Linked DNA regions of Homo sapiens: region 1 is linked to region 2. Evidence: chromatin contacts called from ENCODE Hi-C or POLR2A ChIA-PET data. All regions are on one chromosome and are shown on one strand. Each heading gives the region's core, a stretch centred on a gene start or an enhancer-like site at or near the end of the contact. The rest is flanking DNA. Distances are from core to core; before and after follow the strand shown.

The links. A loop is a pair of places that touch in the nucleus more often than their neighbours do. ChIA-PET counts read pairs that join two places held with the same protein, here RNA polymerase II (POLR2A). Pooled maps may share reads with other maps.
Region 1: a loop to region 2 is called in a pooled map, with 1.9 times the contacts of the local background. The contact joins two enhancer-like sites. A Hi-C loop is called at or near these places in 5 of 168 maps with a recorded cell type or tissue (Caco-2, PC-3, endothelial cell of umbilical vein and 2 more), 2 of 37 single-sample maps with no recorded cell type and 12 of 50 pooled maps. POLR2A ChIA-PET finds 5 or more read pairs at or near these places in 13 of 52 experiments (BJ, CD4-positive, alpha-beta memory T cell, CD8-positive, alpha-beta T cell and 10 more).

What each region holds. Positions count from the first base shown.
Region 1 is chr6:35,433,894-35,436,785 of GRCh38, forward strand. No RefSeq gene overlaps it. Among named protein-coding and RNA genes, the nearest start is that of FANCE, 17 kb to the right of the region's middle. Within about 2 kb of position 1,363, at least 2 of the 41 ENCODE cell types and tissues checked have a DNase peak (open chromatin) inside an H3K27ac peak, as active enhancers do.
Region 2 is chr6:35,399,337-35,402,320 of GRCh38, forward strand. The region is part of intron 2 of PPARD (peroxisome proliferator activated receptor delta); the gene reads left to right. Among named protein-coding and RNA genes, the nearest start is that of FANCE, 52 kb to the right of the region's middle. Within about 2 kb of position 1,640, at least 9 of the 41 ENCODE cell types and tissues checked have a DNase peak (open chromatin) inside an H3K27ac peak, as active enhancers do.

The DNA.
Region 1 (2,892 bases), core at 113-2,612, 34 kb after region 2:
AAAAAAAAAAAAAAAAAAAGAACAGTTATAAATCAATGAGTAAAAGGTCAATCCAATTGAAAAATGAGCAAAGGATATGAACATAAAAGGAAATGCCTCTTAATATGAAAAGATGGCCGGGCGTGGTGGTTCACGCCTGTAATCCCAACACTTTGAGAGGCCAAGGCGGGCAAATCACCTGAGGTCAGGAGTTCGAGACCAGCCTGGCCAACATGGAGAAACCCCATCTCTACCAAAAATACAAAATTAGCCGGGCGTGGTGTTGAGCGCCTGTAATTCCAGCTACTCGGGAGGCTGAGGCAGGAGAATCGCTTGAACCTGGGAGAGACGGAGGTTGCAGTGAGCCGAGATCACGCCATTGCGCTCCAGGCTGGGTAACAAGGGCAAGACTCTGTCTCAAAAAAAAAAAAAAGAAAAATATGAAAAGATGCTTAACCTCATTCATAAGAGAAATGTAAATTAAAACTACAATGAGATACTGCTTTGTTTTTGTTTTTGTTTGAGACAGGGTTTTACTCTGTCACCCGGGCTGAGTGCAATGGCATGATCAGAGCTCACTGCAGACTGGACCTCTCAGGCTCAAGCGATCCTGCTGCCTCAGCCACCTGAGTAGCTGGGACTACAGGCATGCACCACCACACTTCACTATTCTTGATTTTTTGTAGAGACAGGGTCTTACTATGTTGCCCAGACTGGTCTCAAACCCCTGGGCTCAAACGATCCTCCCATCTTGGCCTCTCAAAGGCCTGGGATTACAGGTGTGAGCTGTGGCACCCAGCTGAGATACTGTTGTTTTACTTACTAAATTGAATACTTAAAAGTTTGATAACATTGTGTTGGCAAGGGTGTGAAGAAACGGGCAGTCCATACTGTTGGTAGGATTGTAAACTGGCGCAGCCTCCAATGAAGGTCATATTGGTAATACCTATAAAAATTAAAAAAAAAAAATTTGATCCAGCAAAAGTGAAATATATAACAAAAATTTCCAGGACTATTGGTTTCCCAACCTAGTGTTTCAACCTACTGATAGGCATAGGAAGTTGTAAAATTCAATTTTAAAATCTCTCCTTTAATTTTAAGTTAATTCCTCTTACTTTTTTTTTTTAACTTTCGCATCTTGTCTCCCACACAGGGCAGTACAGTCTGGCAGAGAGAGACTGGGCTTTGGAGGCGTAAGATGGGAATTCAGGGAGTCTTAGAAACAGAGCTGGAAGCGCTCTTAGAGGCCATGATCCCCCTTCTCTAAGGTCCCCATCTCCTCAGACACATTATGTAGCAGAGACTGAGGCCAAGGCCTGGGAGGCACCTTGTCCAAGGTCATATCAGGTCTCCTGGCTCCCCGCCCGTTGCTCTTTCCCCGCTATAAACCCTCGCTGAGCTGTGTGTCAGGCCCAGTGCCAAGCAATCTTCACCTATGGCCTCATTTCATCTTCACAACAACTTTATCAGATAATCTTTGCCGCAAACAATTTAAGACAACAGATTGTTTATCTGGAAAAGGGAGTTATGAAGTGTAGTGCCAGCTCACAGAACCTCCTGGCAGCCCAACTGCCAAGCCTGGAGCCTCCTCGGCCAGAAACAATGTTCCTGTGCCCCACTGGGCTGCTCAGCACCCCCATCCCAGGGAGAAGGGGAGAAAGTCCCCGACCAACGCTCCAGCAGGGCCCAAATCCCACGGCCATGCTGCTCTCAGGACCAGGTGCGGGGGACAGACTCACTGAGAGAGGGAATCAATCAGTCCATCACCCAGCTCAGGCTCGCCATCGGGGCAGGGATAGCCTGGTTCTTGGGGCCGGTGGATTTCCAGGAGTGCCGGCGAGCCCTGCCATCAGTCAGTCCCCAGGAGGTTGCAGGGAAGAGGCACACAGCATGTCTTTGAGGAACTTGATTGAGAACTCTTGGGAAGATGCACTTAGGGTCAGTCCCTCCCAGACAGACATTTCCATAGGCCTCCTGGAGGGCACAGACGTAGGCTCTGGATCACTCAGGGTTAGCCCCAAGCCAGGTGAACCATCTACTCTCAATATACCCAAAAAGGAGGCTCTGATGGGCTGCCTTCCTCCCATCCGATGTGGAGTGTCCTCACCACATACAGTTTCGGGCAGCCCCCTCCTGGCTACCTTTCATAGTGGCCTTTGCTAGGACATCAACACTATTCTAATTTTTTGTGACCAGGTTAGCAAGCTGGTTTCATTGGCAAACACAGGCCAGGCAACAGGGACTTTTTGTGGAAAGATCTCAGGCCTGGAGTCAGGACCCTAGAGCCTCCTGGATCTGTCCAGTACAGGGCCAGTTTGGATCAGCCTCTCTGTGCCCCCACCCAGCTCACACCATCTCCCAGCCTGCTCTCTGATCTCTCCACCTGACCTTAGCTCCACAGGTGGGGCTCATGTAGCTCTGGAGGTGTGGGGAGGCTCCCAAGCGGCTTCCTCAGTCACAAATACCTTCAGACGACACATTACTTCCCAAGCCCCAGGACTCCCAGACTCCCAGGTCCTCGTGGCCCCCTCCCAAGTCACCCTGCCTTCCCAGACTGTTAAAGTCCTTAAACCATCCCCCAATTTCCTCCAATAATTACCTAAACATCCTTGAGGGCTTTTATACCCCACCCACAGCCCTGGAGCCTGGATTGGACACCCTGAGCCCCCAGCTCCCCAGCCATCATGGCTGGGCCCTCCATGCCTCCCACCAGCAGGCCTGGGGCCATGGGATGGGGCGGGCCTGGCTGCAAATCGCCTCCTCCCTTTGGCCCTGCCCCCAGAGGGTGGGATAAAGGAGCACTAGGGCGGCCCCACCAGATTCTTACTAAGGGCTGCAGCTGGGATGGACCCTGCAGGGCCAGACGGCAGTGGCCATGGTGGGGAGCTCAGCCGCCACTCCCAGAGGTCATGC
Region 2 (2,984 bases), core at 390-2,889:
TTGCACTGAGCTGAGATCGTGCCACTATACTCCAGCCTGGACGACAAAGTGAGACTCTGTCTCAAAAAAAAAAAAAAAAAAAACAAAGGCTGGGTGCAGTGGCTCATGCCTGTAATTCCAACACTTTGAGATGCCAAGGCGGGAGGATCACTTGTGATCCGGGAGGAGTTCAGTTCAAGACCAGCCTGGCCAACATGGTGAAAACCCATCTCTACTAAAAATACAAAAATTAGTTGGGTGTGGTGGCATGAATCTGTAGTCCCAGCTACTCTGGAGGCTGAAGTAGGAGGATCACTTGAGCCTAGGAGGTGGTTCAGTGAACTGAGGTCACACCTGCACCCCAGCCTAGTGACAGAGCAAGACTCTGTCTCAAAAAAATCACCTACCACCCTCTTCATACAGGGGAACTTTCTTCTATTCTTTTTCTAGTCATTTTCATGAGAATCATGATCTTTATGTAAATTCGTATTGTATTTTTCACTTATGTTATTAAATATTCTATGAAAACATGAGTTTAATGACTAGGTAATACTCAGTTGTCTGGGTGTGCCCTAATATATTTAACCATTCCTCTATTATTGGGCATTGGGCCATTTCTGATTTTTTGTTATTATAAATAACATTGCAGTGAACAGCTCAGTGTTTTCCTATAAGGGGAAGTATAGGGTCAAAGAACGTGAACGCTTTTAGGTGAGACTTGAACTTGAGATCCCTGGGTTCTCCTGGACAGACCGACCAATCACAGCTTAACTGTGGGATTTTTCCATGTCTCCTCTCTCCCTGGGAAGGTTGAGAAGTCTCTCTGCCCTGCAGATCCCTATTCCTGCCTCCCCGCTGCAATTGCACGTCCCATTTCTCCTGGGCCAGTCAGAGTTTCATTGCCTCTCATGGGGCCTGCTGGCCACCCACTCAGTGGCTGCCCTTCTCCTTACCACCAGCCTTCGTCCCCTCACCTAGAGCATTCACAGGCGAGCAAGAGCCAGTCAGAGCTTCCCTCAGAGTAGGGGGTGTAGTGATAAATGAAATAGCCCTGCCTTCACTCATCTCACTGGGTCGATTAAGTGATGTGTGATGTACCTGAAAGCACTTCAGGAACTTAAGAGTCTCATGCTCTACCAACTGAGCTAGCCAGGTGCCCTTAAAGGGCTGTCCTAGTCTTAATTGTTTGTAAAGAAATAGGTAGCTGGGCATGGTGGCTCACACCTGTAATCTCAGCACTTTGGGAGGCTGAGGCGGGTGGATAACCTGAGCCCAGGAGTTCGAGACCAGCCTGGGCAACATGGCAAAACCCCGTCTCTACAAAAAATACAAAAATTTGCCAGGCGTGGTGGTGCACACCTGTGGTCCCAGCTACTCAGGAGGCTGAAGTGGGAGAATCACCTGATCCTAGGAAATCGAGGCTGCAGTGAGCTGTGATTGTGCCACTGCACTCTAGCCTGGGTGACAGGGAGATCTTGTCTTAAAAAAAAAAAAAGAAAAGAAAAAGGTATAAGTGGTGGTGTCCACATTGTAACCACAGAGCCCCTAAAGCAGGGCTGTTGACCTATGGTTGGCATCCTGGTCACAAGAGCTCTGTGTCAGATGTGTGAGGGGCTTGGGTGTAGTTGTCAAGCCTGGGAATGTGGCTGTTAGTATCGATTGGCCTCATGCCAAGCAGTGCCAAGCGCCACGTCTGCTCCCCAGATACCTGTGTTTGTATGTGTGTGTCATAGTCGGGAATCACTGAGACCAGGACCTCTGGGAGGCTGAACCCTGGGAGGGCAGAGCAGGAACAGGCCTTGGAGATGATCTAATTCTGACATTTTACTCAGTGAGGACACAGGTGGGGCAGCCAGAGAGGTACTCAGCTCTGAGTCAGGGCCCCATCCCTCAACTCCTCAGCCTGAGTCTTCCCAGGAACACAACAGGCAGCTGCTTCCCAGACCTTGCAGGGCTCCAGGTGGCCTTCCCCTCCTGCCGACTCCCTTGCCAGGTTTGCTGTAACTATTGCTCCTCCGAGCCTGGCTGAAATCATCTTCAGTCTGTTATCACCTTCAGTCTGTTCTCATCTTCAGTCTGTTCTCCACAGCAGCCTGAAAAGTCTTTGTAAAAATGCAGCTCTGTTCCTCCCCATCCTCTTCATAACCCCCTTGGCTCTCTGCTCCTCCCAGAATAAATACCCACATCCTCAGCTTACCCTTCAAGACGCTGAGTGACCTCTAGCCACAGCCCTTCTCTCTACCCACAGACAGCCCAGGTCCTCATTCCTTGGGCCTTTTCACATCACTGTTCCCATCACCCTGGAATCCCACTCAGCCTGCCTGGGCCAGAGGCTACGTAAGGTCCTCAGGAAAGCGTCTCCTGGCCACTCGCACCTGACTCATGTGCTCTGAGTGCCACACCTTGCTTGGCATTTGTCCTTCATAGCCCTGGTCATTGCTGGCTAATGTAGCCTGGCACATGGTGGTAGGTACTTGACAAATATTTGTTGAACAAGTGAATGAAACCAGCTGGCAGGGACCAGAAGGGCAGAGGGGCAGGGACAGTGTCCACAACCATAGCCCCTGTGGTCTTAGCTGAGAAGGGCTCTGGCTCGGTCTCTGGTGAGTCTCTCTGCTGGCCGGCAGAACCACCCTACCCTGGAAGCCCTCTCCATGTAGTGTGAGGGGTCTCAGGCCCATTCAGGCTTCAGTAGGAGAGATCTGGGTCTCTTCTGGGACCTGAGCAGGCCTTTCCTTTACCTCGTTGGCATCTCTCAGCATTTTATTTGGTTTTAAAAATGTCTCCCCCTTCCCCCGACCAACCCCAGATTATAAAGGTATCCCACGCTCACTGTGAAGAAATTGGATAACATAGGAAAATATAATTAAGAAAATCGAAATCACCTACAGCTCCACCCCTCAGAGAAAAGTACCCTTAACATTTGTGGCCATGTCTTTTCAGTTTTGTTTTTATGCATGTGTATGTGCTTTGACATTGCTGAGCTTCTCTTTGTGAAAACCACA